Linked DNA regions of Mus musculus: region 2 is linked to region 1. Evidence: chromatin contacts called from ENCODE Hi-C or POLR2A ChIA-PET data. All regions are on one chromosome and are shown on one strand. Each heading gives the region's core, a stretch centred on a gene start or an enhancer-like site at or near the end of the contact. The rest is flanking DNA. Distances are from core to core; before and after follow the strand shown.

Region 1 (7,200 bases), core at 2,997-5,496:
GGAACTGTAATCTTATCCTACCCATCCCCAAATGTTAAGCACTTTGTATTGTCCCACCACTATGCCCAGTTACCAAACTGAACAGTACCAGGAGAACCCTCCATTCCTCCTTCCCTCTCACACACATCCAAACAACAGCCAAGTGTCCTAGTTTGGTTTCCTCACTGTGATAAACATCATGACCAACAGCAACTTTGAGGAAAGTAGTAATTTTAGCTTACAGGCCAGTATTAAGGTAAGTCAGAGCAGGAACTCAAGGCAGAAACTGAAGAAGAACCAGTGGAAGAATTTTTCTTACTGGCTTGCTCAGTTTACTTACACCCCGTGGGTGGTGGAACATCGCCTTCCTGGTGATGGCACCAGCCATGGTAGGCTAGGAACTTCCACATCAATCATCAATCAAGAAAATACCCTGCAGGCTTGCCTACGGGCCAGTTTGATAGGTGCATTTTCTCACCTGAAGTTTTCTTTTTTTCAGATGACTCCATTATGTGTCAAGTTGAAAACAATGCAAAACCAAACAAAACCTAGCCAGCATACCAAGCACAGCTGAACTGCCTTGTCAGTGTTTGTCAGTTCCCTGTTCCCACCACCACGGCCATCTCACTTTGGTTATTACAATGTTTTTAGCCTCTAGTCTCTCTTCTCTAGTACATTTTCTCTACTTACAAGAGTTTTAAAAAGATCATCTCGCTAGCCAGCTTAAAAGCCTTCTTTGGTTAAAATCAGGACCACCGGCACCCACTGATACCACACAGTATGTCCCACTCCTCTCCATCATTGCACTTTAGTCATTAAAACGTCCCCTGGATGTGGCTAGGCAGTGGTGGCACATGTCTTTTATCCCAGCACTCAGGAAGCAGAGGCAGTCAGATCTCCAAGTTCAAGGCCAGCCTTGTCTACAGAGTGAGTTCCAAGACAGCCAAGACTACACAGAGAAACCCTGTCTCAGCAAAAACAAAACAAACAAATGAAAAGCAAAACTCAGACGTCCACTAAATGCAGTGATCAAATCTTTAAACATTCTACACGAGGAACTCTTAATTCTTCTGCCACTATTTGTATAGATGAGAGCAGGCAAGTCAGCCAGTGTAGCTAATATATCACAAGCACAGAGAACTGAACCCTACTCTAAGGACCATAGTCTGTAGCTCTAAAATGTTCCTGTGAGACCTGACCTCACCTTACTTCACCATGGTATCCATCAACTGGCAACTTCTTACCCATTTTTGAATGTCTATGACACTCCCCTTATCCTCCCAGAGTAGATTACTCACTTCCTTTCCGGCAATGCCGCTGTAGCTGGTCATAATCCTGTCAGTACATTTATCACACTCCTGAATGCATACTTAAGGATTCATTCAGTCCACAAAGAGGAGAACAGGTTGCATATATATGAGAATTACCCTGGACTCTGGAAATTCCCACATTTATTTCCTGATTTGTCCTATCATTCACCATTATCTCATTCTTGTTTCTTGTTGCCAACTTAGCTACACACACACACACACACACACACACACACACACACACACCTTAGCCCTTTTGATTGACTCATTATTTGCCAACCTTGGTCTGACTACCTTTTTCCAAAAAGCTTGGTTTGAACCTAGCACTGGGCCCCATCAGCCTGCCCTGGAAAGTGACCACAGGCAACCCTAGATGAGGCTAACCACCCAACTAGTCCTGAACACTTCACATTTACTTGGTCCAGAGCTCCTCAGGGTTTATTCAGCCCCACAGGAGCCTTCTTTATTCTCAGTTCCCAGCTGACTTATTTTCTTCTCTCTGCCGCATGGCATGCTTCTTTCTAAATCTCCCAGTTCCCATTTATTCTTGGTGTCTTGTTCGTATTTCCAATTTGTCCTGACTTTCTAGTTCTCTCTATGCCTCAAAGTCTGTATGTGATCCAAATTCCAGCTTCCAAGCAAGAATAGAGGCCTGATATGTCCCATCTCATCTTATCATGAAGCCTTTGCCACTGCCATCCTATGTACTGGATGGCCTTGAGTACAATCAGTTATGACAATGGGCACAAGGTCAAATCATGCAAACTTTGGTCACCGAGTCTACCCCTTCAGCAGAGGCTGTAAGTGAGGTATATTCCCTTTAAAGAGATTATGATGTGGACATGCCCAGGAGTAGGGTATAGAGTAACTTAGACTTATGGCTCTTTAATAACTTGTATTATAGATTTTTTTTTGAGAATCTGGCGAAAGCTACAGTTCTTCCTCTAGAAAAAGCAATCCCTCATACAGAAAACTTCCCACATAGATTTAAGATCTTAACTAATCCTAGTGCCATCTACAATGCCCCAGTAACATCTGTGTGACATCTGTTCATGGAGGTTCTCAAAGGCAGGCACTGTAGCACACTAGTGTTTATATTTGCAGATCCCAGAACAATGCTTGGCAATTAGTAGGTTCTCAAATGCAATCAAAGGAATAGTTGATATTTTAGCTTATTCATTAAGGCTGAACAGGTTATTCAGGGACACAAAGAGGCCAAGAAATTTGGGTTTTAAAAAATATTTATTTTGCTATTAATTATTAGGGGGGCACTCACCATAACACACATGTGGAGGTTTAAGGTCAGCATGTAGAAATTGGTTCTCTTTTTTTACTATTTGGGTTCCAGGGATCAAATCCAGGTTAACAGGCTTGGAGGATGCACCCTTACCCTCTGAGCCATCTTTCTGTCCCCAGCAGTTTGGTTTGGTATAAAAGTATTAGTAAGTTACTTTGTTTCTTTTATTGTGTGTTTTGTTCTAAAGTAAGCAGTTAATCAATCAAAATTGCACATTGGGAAAATGTGTTTTTATTGATTAAATATGTTTTTATTGGAGGGCAAGGGCCCAGTTGCAAAATCAATGGAAAAAGGGAGTGGGGATGTAAACTCTATCAGTGCAGGTGTGGAAGAAGGACAGGTGGGTCCAAGCACACAGTAAGCTGAAATTCCAAGGGCCATGATTTTAGAAAATCGTGTAAGAAAGTAATTTTTTTAAAAACATGGTGCTAATGTTTTCAAATAAGGAAAATGGGAAAATGGTCACATCATCGGCAGAAATGGAAAGAGGGTGGATCTAATTATTTTTTGAATTATTGTTGGAAACACAAGAGTGTTTGTTTTGGTTTGGATTCTAATTTTCTTATGAGACAAAATCCTACTCTGTAACCCAAGCCGTTCTGGAATTCACTAGGTAGGCCACAGGCTGGCCTTGAACTTGCAGTAGTCTTCCCTCTTCAGCCTTGCACATGCTGAGATTATAGGCAAGGGCCACCATGTCTGACTTCAAGGGTTCCTAAACAAGAGACAGGAACTGTGACTGGTGAAATTGGGGGAGCAGAAACCAGGAAGCATTCACACAATGCCCTATTCACATCTACTCTGCAAGTTGTTCTTTTTTTTGGGGCGGGGGGTGTCTCCTTAAGGGCATCACTCTATGTGATAGACATTCTACGTGCCTTTACTAAGTGGTGAAGGCAGCATGGCTTGTTTATAGATGGGAAAATGGAAGCTCAGAGGGGCCAGTACTTGCCAAAAGTGCTGCAGTGATGTTGTGGACCAAGGATTAGAAGCTGGAAGTTTGTCATACAATTCCCAACTTTATTGAAACACAGACAGGAAAATGCCGCACTTGCACAGGGAGATGTTTAGCTGCAAGAGTTTTCTTAACTGTCATTTTAAAACTTGAAAGCAGGGTGAAAATTATCTCTAGACAATAATCACCAATATTCTGTTGGCAATAATCACTGCCCTTAGGTAGGCCAGATGGTGCACACCTATAATCCAGCACTTGGGATGCGGGGGTAGGAGGGTCCTAAGTTTGAGGCTAGCCTGTGCTACATAGAGAATCAAAGTCAGCTTTAGCTACTCAGGAATACCACGTGTCAGAAAAATTTAAAAAATCACAACTGTTTATTAAATTTCTTCAGTGTAGCAGGACAGCCCCAGCTCCTAGGGACCTACTTGATGAGCACGACTCACATTCTTTCTGCTTATCTGACCTGAACTGCAAATGGACACGTGCATAGAAAAAGAGCTAGGGGCATGACTTCCCCTAAAGCCAAAAATCTTTGAGATTCCAGGGAGAGAGGAACAGAGACCTGTTGAGTCACAGGGACTACAACCAGTGAGCTGAGTCTAGAGCACCGACATGGGGACAGGCCGAGGCCTGCGGAGGGGCGGGGGCCGGGGCGGGCACAGCCTGAGTCAGGCTGAGGGGCGGGACCCGGACCCCGACCGCCACTCCTGTCCCAGCCACCGTCAGCCACAGTCGCAGCCGGACCTCGCTCCTCAACTTGGTAAGCATAAGTTTTTGAACTTTTTAGATTTTTTTCTTTTTAATGAAAACAACAAAGAGCTACGCATGCTCTTGGCTGGGTGTATCTTGGACTAACGTGTGGACGTGGCAGAAAATGGATCGGGAAGATGAAACTGTGGGAGGCAATTAGAGAAGAGTGGAGGGCACGAGGAAGCCCTAAAATTACACCCTAATAACAGCCTGTGGGGAGAAACGGCGGTCTTTTGTTCTCCCGGGCAAAATAAGTTCTAGGCTGGGTGCGGCTGCCTAACTGGCCTGAGCCCGGGCTGGGTGCGGCCGCTAGACTCCCTGGGGCCGTGAGCCCCTGAACCCAACCAGTGGCGGCCGCCAGAGAGCTGCAGACTCAGTGAGAACTTGGGGCAGCGTCGCTAGGCGTTCATGAAGACTAGAAAGAAAGCGGTTCAGAACGTAGCCTTCCTGAATTCTGGGGGACTCAGCTGCGGGGAAACCGCAGGCAAACAGCCAAGACATACAGATGAGAAACCGGAGCCTGTTGCAGCCATTGGAACCACAGACAGGAATGTGGGAGGAGGCCAGTCCCTCCCAGCTCGCTCTTTTCCTCTCCCCCTTACTCCACTCCCAGCCATCTTTTTAGCCACTCCCTACATCACCTGCCTGTCTCCTACCTGCTACTTCAGTTCCCCTCGTTTCTTTAAAAAATGTTTCCAGTAATTCACATCCCCTCCAAAATCTACCCCTTCCTTTGACTCTTCAAAGAGGATCAGCAAATGTTGGAGAGAGGCCCAAGTGCGTTTTTGCCCTAGTCCCAAACTAATTATAGATTTTTATGTTTTTAAATGGTTGGAAGACATTCAAAAGGAAAAGAATCCCTTGTAATGCATGAGAATGGCATGAAAATCAAATGTATAGAGTTTACAGGCACCGCCACACCCTTTTGCTTTATGTATCCTCACCCTTGCTGCCTGACTATGGCAAGAGTGATAAGATCTTATGGAGCATAAAGAGCTAAAAAATATCCACAGCTGTCCCTTTATTGCAAATAACAGCAACAGAAAGCTTGCGGACCCCTGCTTTGGTGTGTCAGTCTTTCATCACTTCCTACTTATTGTTTCCTTCTTCCCCTTTTCATCACACAGGGTACCTAGGGCCCAGCACCAACAGGTTATGAGGTGAAAGGAGATAGATGAGACCCTGAACACTTGAAGGAAGAGCTTTGGTGCTGGTTGAGAAAGAGATAGTTGGTGTGGTTCCCTCTTTTTCACATATTTCTGTCAAGGGGAAGCTTCCCTGGAACGTTGGGTGTTTAGGTTGCGTTTTAAAAGGATCTCACTGCGTCCTTTCACAGTGGGGTTTTCCTTGCTGTCACTGTTCCCATCATGCAAAAGGGCGATGGTGTGGGCCGTGCCCTCTCTTTCAGCCGCTGCTCCACATGGGCAAAACCTTCCCATCTGAGCCCTCTGTTCTAAGGGAAAGAAGAAAGGAGCATCTATAGGCCTGGAACCTCCTCCCCAGTCTAGCGAGTCCTCCGTGCCAACTCTCCTGCTATCATGTGACACACTAATAAGGCAGCTAGATTTTAGTTCTGATAGGAAGAGCATGTTGTGTAAACACTTGTTTCTAGGCTGTGGTGTTTGGTGTTTCCCCCCCCCCCCCCCCCTAACTTACCAATAGTTTTCTCTCCTTCAGACTCTTTAGAAAGAACTTATCTCCAGAAGAAGGTTCAGGTACTCTGGGCATTCCTAGGTGCAGTGAGCCACAGCAGTGCAATTTTGATAATAAGCTGCTTAAGATAGGTGTTAGGAACGGGGCATGGTGGCGCACGCCTTTAATCCCAGCACTCAGGAGGCAGAGGCAGGCGGATTTCTGAGTTCGAGGCCAGCCTGGTCTACAGAGTGAGTTCCAGGACAGCCAGGGCTACACAGAGAAACCCTGTCTCGAAAAACAAAAACAAAAACAAAAACAAAAACAAAAAAAAAAAAAAAAGAAAGAAAGAAAGAAAGAAAAAGAAAGATAGGTGTTAGGAAGAGAGGCTGCGGGGCTGCCAGCTTTTGTCATCTTTAGCATGTGCTGTTGCACAGCCTGAAAGCTTCCAACTTTCGTATCCAGAAAGTCCGTCTTAGAGAGCAGTCAAAAACTAAATACTAAATTACATACATACATACATACAAATCATAGTTAACATCAAGCGAGAAAGTGTCAGGGTGTGGTTGACAGGGTCTAGGAAACCCTGCAGTTGCGCTGCTACCCACTAGGGGGAGCACAACGGATCAATTCTGGATTCTGGGAACAGATCTCAACCAGGATGACTCAACTCAGTAGAATTTCCTTTAGGAATTCTGCTGTGGGAAAAGCAGAGTCCGGCACAGAACTTGAATGATGCTCTTCCTGGTGCAACCACAGCTTTGGTTTAACTCTGTGTTAAGACATTCCAGCCACCATTCCTTTGGAAATGAGTGGCGTTTGGATGAAACAAAGGCAGAACTCTGTAGAAAGGAACCTTGTAGCCGAGAGCCTAGGGGTGACGCTACCCTGATAGTTGCCCTCTCATGCCTTAGTTCTGCACAAGTAAAATTAGTGACGTCTAGCTTTCTGCTTTACACACACACAATAAATCTATAGTTTCACTAGGTAGCCCAGGTTAACCCAAACTCTTGATCCTCCAAGGGTATATGCACCCCCACACCTTGCTGAATATACTTTCGAACGTCTAAAATGTCCTCTCTCCTCCCCCCCCCCCCCCCAGTGCACGATTACAGATGTGCTGTTCATTTTCTTCAGAGAAATTCATGAGAATTACTTTAGGGCATCTCATTCAATCACAGTAGCCTCTTGTGGAATAGGTCACTCACTGTAATCTCCCTCCAAAGTTCAGAACATGTGTGTGCAGATTCCTATAGTCATATGAACAGATTATT
Region 2 (7,200 bases), core at 2,848-5,347, 35 kb after region 1:
GTGTTAGGAGGGGTGATAGATCCAGGTTACCATAGGGAAATTGGATTACCTCTTCACAATGGTGGTAAGCAAGATTATTTCTGGAGTGTAGGAGATCCCTTAGGGCGTCTCATAGTACTACCATGTCCTGTGATTAAAGTCAATGGGAAACTACAACAGCCTAATCCAAGCAGGATGACAAAGGACGCAGACCCATCAGGAATGAAGGTATGGGTCAATCCTCCAGGAAAAGAGCCAAGACCTGCTGAGGTGCTGGCTGAAGGTGAAGGAAATACAGAATGGGTAGTAGAGGAAGGTAGTTATAAATACCAATTAAGGCCACGTAACCAGTTGCAGAAATGAGGATTATATAATATTATTATATATTAATTATATTATATAATATTATTATATAATATTGTATTATATAATAATATTATAGTTAGAAACAACTTTAATATTCAGCTCTCACTATTTTGGGTACACTAGTATAGTCATATCTATTTAAATCAGTTTTTCTTCTTTTCCTTTCTGTTTTGCCAGAACAAAACAAAACAAAACAAAACAAAACAAAACAAAACAAAACAAAACAAAAGGCTTGACCAGATCAGTGTAACTGAAGAGCACTGAACCTGCAGGATTGACTGCTATGACTCCTCCAAGGGCATTGAAATTGATGAATAAAGTTTCTTCAGCTATGATTTATGCTTACCTAGTATCTGGTAGATGACAGAATGTTAGACTAGGCTGTACAGGTTTCTTCATGGTACAGGGCACAAAGATACGACACACAAAGAAAATACTGTAACTTCCAGGAGCTATGAATACTTCACCCTATCAGTATCTAGGACAGATTGGTCAATGACCCTGTGCTGCCCAAAATACTAGCACTCAAAAGAATGTTACTCCATTTACTCGGGTTATGTTGTAGCAAAAGACCCTAATTCTTGGGGCTTTTTTTTATCCCCCTCCTCAGCCCAACTTGCCCAGCGATGGGTTCTTGGTCAACAAGCAATTTTCTTCCTTGTATTGATTTGGGGATCGAGGCTCTTCCCAGCTGTGGTTCTTCTACCCCAAGAGCCTTGGAGTCTTGGCAGACATAAAGAAGAAACATAGAGAAGTCACCTTTGCTGCCTGAATATGGAAATGACTCACCTGACTTGTAATCTCATTCCAGGGATGACTAGTCACATAGTCCCAGCCAGATGCAAGAGGTGCTAGGAAATTAATCCTTGGTTGAGTGGCTATTTCCCAGAAACAGTTCTACCCCGTGGAAGAGAAATTGAGCACTGGTATTGGGATTTTATTACTATGCCTCTTGGAGAAGGTGGAAGAATCTCTAGTGTTGCATTGCCAGTAAAGCAACTCTCCTGCTGGTAGCATTCTGCACACTGGAAGGTGCCTGGTGGACAACTTGTAAGTTACTTCCTCTTTATTCCAGGGGCCACACTGCACCCAGCCCTGTTCCTCCAGTGCCTGCTCTCTCTGTGTCTAGGACCAATCTGTCGGAGATATTGATGGGGTGAAGTGTTCATGGCTCCTGGAAGTTACAGTTTCCTTCTGTGTAGTACTCTGTGTTGTGCCCTGTACCGTGAAGAAATCTGTACAGCCTACAGAACTGGTCTCTGCTCCAGTCAACTGTTAGTAGGGAAGTAGGGTTGGTTTCACTTTGTCCATGTGGTTAACAAGGCATAGCCATTTCCTGCAGAAAGAACTTGGCTGGGTACATTTTTCCTGGAGAGAGAGGTTTTGGTTTTAATTTTTTTTTTTTTTTTGACAGTCTCACTATATAGGCCAGGCTGGCCTCAAATGCACAATTTTTTTGCCTCCCAAGTGCAAGAATTAAAAACATGCCTCACCACACCCATCTTTAGCAGTGGAGCTGAAGTTTCATGGACCTTCAGTTCACAGAGCAGCTAAGGAGCTTCATGGGGAGTTAGTGAGAGAGCACTTGCTATAGTGTCTATCCTGCTGGCTCTGTTCATCATGTGCCCTCAGCATCTTTGTGGGGCGGCACCCACTAGGACTCCAGAATCCTACAGCCTTGCTAGCAGATTGAAAAAAAAAATCACTAAAGGAACGAAAAGGGGGGAAACGAGTGAGTGATCATGGTGATCTTGATAAACAGCGACACAGAAAAAGCAAAAGTGGGCCAGAGATAGAACTCAGTAGTAGAGGACTTACCTAGCATGTGAGAAGACCTGGGCTCAATCCCGATTAAGCCTGGCACCTCAAAAATATTGAGGGGTGGGGAGAGAATGAATACTAAGGAACAAAAGAGGATACTGTCAATCTAAAAAAAAATCAATATAAAAAAATCAATATAACCATATGTATAGGACTAGAACAAAATACATGAAAATAGTTATTATTTGGTCCATACATTTATAAATAATTATTGTTTTAGCTGCTGTTTTCCAAACCCTCCACAAAGGGAATGTGGTATTTGGGTCAATGGGGTTTCTGAGGGTAAAGGTGCTCTTGTGTAAGCCTGATGACCTGAGTTCTAGCTCCAAATTCCACACCAATGAACTGACTCCTGAAAACTGTTCTCACAGTGCCACGTATGTGCTCTGGCACACATGTACATGGAGGCACATGCACAGACACACAATAACTTTTTAAAAAGCACTCCGACACCTCTATACCTCTATACCTGCCCAAAAGGTTATAATAGATTTTCAGATTAAAGAATCACAATGATTAATTGTTGAGTTCTTATCAAATGTTGCTTCCTCTGTGAATCAGACTGTTGCCCCACTATGGGGCCTTAGAAGCCCCTGTCCAACATTCTTGTACTGCTCATCAACCATAGGGAATTGTTTACAATATCTTCAGAAACCTCGGCGCTCTTTGAAAGAAGAAACTGATTCCCCATCTCTGAATCAACAGGCTCTAGCACAAACTAAACATTCTAAGGCTCATGCCCCAGAAAACCAGTGAGTAGGAGTATTCTAAATTCGATCACATTTTCCCTGAGATTTCCTCCACAGCTGCGACGACCTGGGGAGGCCTGTGGGAAGATTTGGAAGGAAAAACTGCTTTTGAAGAGCCAGAACTGAGGTTTCAGAGACCCTGGAGAAAACAGAGCTGATCCAAGTTGGATTTTCCTGACCTCTGCCGAGACTGTCACGTGGTGGCGCATAGAGAATTCCCTAATTCTGTTTATCCCTTTGGAATCTCTCATCCTTTCTAGGACTTCCCCTGGGAACAGGGGAAACCCCAGTGCTAGGGACTGGGCTGTGTCACCAATAACTGCATTTAATCCCAAACCACAAATAATGTTAAGTATCAGGGAAGGGTGTGGTTGTCAGTTAGGATACACTTCAGTCGTCTCTAAATATCTTCCAGAAGTTTCTTCCAAAGAGCTTTTTAGAGCCAAGTAGAGTCAAGAAGGGGGCTCCGAAACAGATCTTAGTAATATTGGCCACAGCTGAAACTATCGACCAAGCAAAATCACAAACTGTACCAGGAAAGGTGAACCCTGTAACAAAGAAGCTCCTGAAGCTGACAAGCACTAGGACACGCCCTGATCCTCACCACTCAGTGGTGGCAAGGCTAGGCTGAAGCCCAGGGGCCTTGCTTCTGCACTCAACACAGGCGACCCCAAGACCAGGTCCTAGAGCAAGCTAGGTGTAGAAGCGTTCCTCCTGCTTATCTAGGAAATTATTCCTAACCCTGCAGGTTCTCGCAGAGGCTCTTGGCTCTGGTTCTGGCCATTGTGCCTCCCGAGACGGCTGGATTCTTATTTCTACACTCACCCACTTTCTAAAATCAAACCTGAGAGGAAGGGCACGGCCCTGGATGAGAATGCCCTGAAATACTAAGAGCATTCTTCCGCAGGGACGTTTACAATAGGGCTGTCCCTGGGGACGGGCAAAGTTAGTCTGTTGGCAGAGTGGGAAGGGTGTGTGTGTGCGTGTGTGTTGCCTTGTGTTTTGGAGAGAGAAGGAGAGAGAGAGAGAGAGAGAGAGAGAGAGAGAGAGAGAGAGAGAGAGAGAGAGAGAGAGAGAGAGAGCGCTGGTGGGGCGGGGTGGGGGGCAGGAAGGGAGGGATGGGTGGGGAGGGCAGATGCCTGCCCTCCAGGCTCCTCCCGCTCCGGGGCGCCTCCGCCCTCTGTACCCGCCTCGCGTACAAAGACGCGCGGTCTTCGGCACTAGCCTCATCGTGGTGTGCCCAGCTCTTCCAAGGACTGCTGCGCTTCGGGGCCCAGGTGAGTCCCGCACCTAATATCTGCCCTCTGGGAACCCCACACCCGCTTGCTTCGGCCTCCAGCCAGGCTTCGCGAGGAGCCGCGCCCCGCGAGCCTGGGTGGGGCCACCCCTCCAGCTCGCACACTGCTTCGGATGCCCCCAGACTCGCTGGGGCGGAGGCCAGTCTTGTCTGGAGCTACCCCATCCTGGCGTTGGAGCCGCTGTTCTGTTCTCCTTTTCGGCATGTGGTTCTTCATTCTCATCTTTTCTACTTTGCAACTAGTCTTAGAGTTAACTGGAGTTTAGCAGAACCTGCTTGCGCTCTGTCCTAGTTGGCAGTTCCATGAAGCTTCAGGCTACAGGCAGAGCTCAGGCTGTTTGAGCCGCTTTGGCCAGGGAGGACTGGAGGCTTGGCAGCTGGAGGATTCCCTTTCTGAAGGACCCTGCTCTGCTTGTTGCCTTAGCCTCAGTGCAAATTCCAGGTTGCTTCGGAAGGATCTTTAAAGTAGGACTTTCTGTCTCTCTACCAAGTGTTCCTCTAGCTACTCGGATTAAATAAAGGGAACCAGAGAGAGATGGAACGAGAGAGCAGGCTTGGTGAAGAATCTTCAGTCTGGGATTAATTTTCATGTGGTGCAGTGAGAGGGACGTACCTGCTTCACGGCCTGAGCTTGGCAACAGGAATGACTGACCTCTTTCCTAGCCCTGCCTGGGAGGACTCTGGAGAAATTGCTGAGTGGGTGGCAAGCAAAACAGAAATGTGACAGACCAGCAGAGCCCGGATCCACATTCTGAAATCCACAGGACCCACCTCCCTCATTTTCCTACCCCCACCCCCCACCCCAGGAAAGCCAGACACATTCTGCAGGGTGGGGCTAGCACAAAGGGTTCCTGGATTCTCCTAGTGATCTGTGGCCTGTGACTCAGCTGTGAGACCTTGGGTGTGGCCTAGCTGGTTGCTGATTCTCTGTGGATGGTTTGAACAGATCGCTCCCTGAAGGAAAAGAGGAACTGTGCCATCTTCCAGGGCATTTTCCAAGAGGAAATGAGTCACAACTAACTGGCCACCAACCTGCAGGAGGGGTTTCTTGTCTGAGCTGCCTGGAAGGGCAGTAATTAGACTGGCAGAACCATTCCAAGTCTGTCTCTCTCCCCCCCGCCCCCCCCATTCCCCAAGCTTCAGTTTCAGCTTCCAGGAGTGGATTTTTGCATGTTATACTTCAAATTAGGTAGAAACTCTCTGTCAGAGAGCTTGCCTTCGGTGTGTTTCAGCAAATTGCAAACGATAATGCCCGACGTTGGAGCAGGAAGGAGGAGTTCATATAACTCCCTGAAATTTCATTTACCTTAGTCCTCCTCCCATTGCCTATGCACTGTCACTGACAGTCTAAGAGTAGTGTTGTTTGTTTGTTTGTTTGTTTGTTTGTTTGTTTTTGGTCTGCTTGGCATAGAGCAGTTATTTGGGTTCCCCTAATTTCTGAGTGATGCTGTTCCCTGGCTTTTCCTAAATACAACATCAAATGGGCCGTTGTCCTCTTATGCCTGGCCTCTGGCCAGCCTCTGAGCAGTCACCCCAATGTGGTCAGGCCCTGGGCTGGGTGGGGCTGAGGCTGGATACCTCCCTGCTTTCTACTGACAGGAGAGAGAGAGAGAGAGAGAGAGAGAGAGAGAGAGAGAGAGAGTGTGTCATGGAGTCATGTCTCCCCACCTCCCAGCAAATACATAAGTATTTGATATGCCTTGGACACATTCCATTCATTTAAGCCTAGCTAAGAGAACAATAGGATTCTTTCAGAATTATGAAATAAATTAATGCTCACAGTGCTGGGGAAAGATGGGCTCTCAGGATTCACAACTTAGGAATCACACCTCAAAAGCAAAGGGAGTAACAGGCTTGGCAGTGTGAGGGTCTAGCTCTTCAGGACCACCACCCCTGGAGGGAGGCAGGGAGGGACTGATTGACTTTTAAAGACAACTTTCAACCCTTCAACTAAATAATTCTCACTTGTCCATGTAGCTGATGTTGTTGGTTGGGTTGCTGACTCATGACAACCCCTCATGGAAAAATGGATGCTCTTGGTTGAGCTAGAGTTCTTTCTTCCTATTGAATTGCATCTGGAGCTTCCTTTAGCAGACCATGTCTGTAGTATGCAAGTTTTAGTTGGTGAGAAAGTCTGAGCTAAAATCCATTGTTTTCATTTCATTCCTACCCCAAATATACTGTAAGGGTCAGATTCAAAAATGTCCTCTGGATTCAATTAAAAAAAAAAAAAAAGGATTGGTCTTCAAATTCTCCTAAACAAAAGAACAGAAACTCTACAAACGTTTTAAAATAATGGATGTTTGTGTTCACTGACACCCTAATTAATTCTGGGTGGCTTCAAGAAAATTAAGATATGGAAAAAATACAGATGAACAAAGTAAATCAGGCCTCCAGCTTCTGAGATTTGTAGCCTAGACCTGGGCATAGGTCCAGAACAGACATTTGGGATTGCTTAGGAAGAGGGATTCCCACCCTACGCCCCTCTCTTAAAGACCGACAGAAAATAAGAACATTGTTGGAATTGAACACCATAGGAAATGTGTGCAAAGTAGGTGTTTGCTGTAAAGGAAACAAAAACAGGAATTGTTTCCTTCAGAGGAAGAGACAGTTAAGACAGGTTGCTCAGGCTAACGTGAAGGGTGTAGGCGGACATCAGAATAAAAACGGTTCAGTAAAAGGTGAGTGGGTAAGGCCTGGGTCTTTCCTGCAGAGCTGGCCAAGCAGTGGCTGGTGTGATGAATGAAACCAAGAGAAACTGCAGAAGTGAGAAGCCTGTGGATCTGACCAGACCTGCTTAACAGGACACTTAGTTTATCCCTTTGTTTCTGGAATGTACTCTATACTCTGCCATTCCATTCAGAGGTGAACCCTGCTGAGGGCTCCACCCCCCCCCCCCCTTCCCAGAACTCATCCTTTAGCTGCTGTGCTCTGAGCTGTCAACTGCCTAAAGACAATTTCATCTGTATCTCCTCTACTTTGAGTCAT

The links. Hi-C counts contacts between places; a loop is a spot of excess contacts on that map. ChIA-PET counts read pairs that join two places held with the same protein, here RNA polymerase II (POLR2A).
Region 2: POLR2A ChIA-PET joins it to region 1 with 183 read pairs in Patski. The contact joins the promoter of S100a10 here to the promoter of S100a11 in region 1. A Hi-C loop is called at or near these places in 4 of 37 maps with a recorded cell type or tissue (heart and regulatory T cell). POLR2A ChIA-PET finds 5 or more read pairs at or near these places in 4 of 5 experiments (Patski and embryonic stem cell).

The regions. Positions count from the first base shown.
Region 1 is chr3:93,516,250-93,523,449 of GRCm38, forward strand. It overlaps S100a11 (S100 calcium binding protein A11), which reads left to right and starts at 4,247. Exons shown (of 3, transcript NM_016740.3): 1 at 4,247-4,304.
Region 2 is chr3:93,551,020-93,558,219 of GRCm38, forward strand. S100a10 (S100 calcium binding protein A10 (calpactin)) reads left to right here and starts at 4,098. Exons shown (of 3, transcript NM_009112.2): 1 at 4,098-4,192.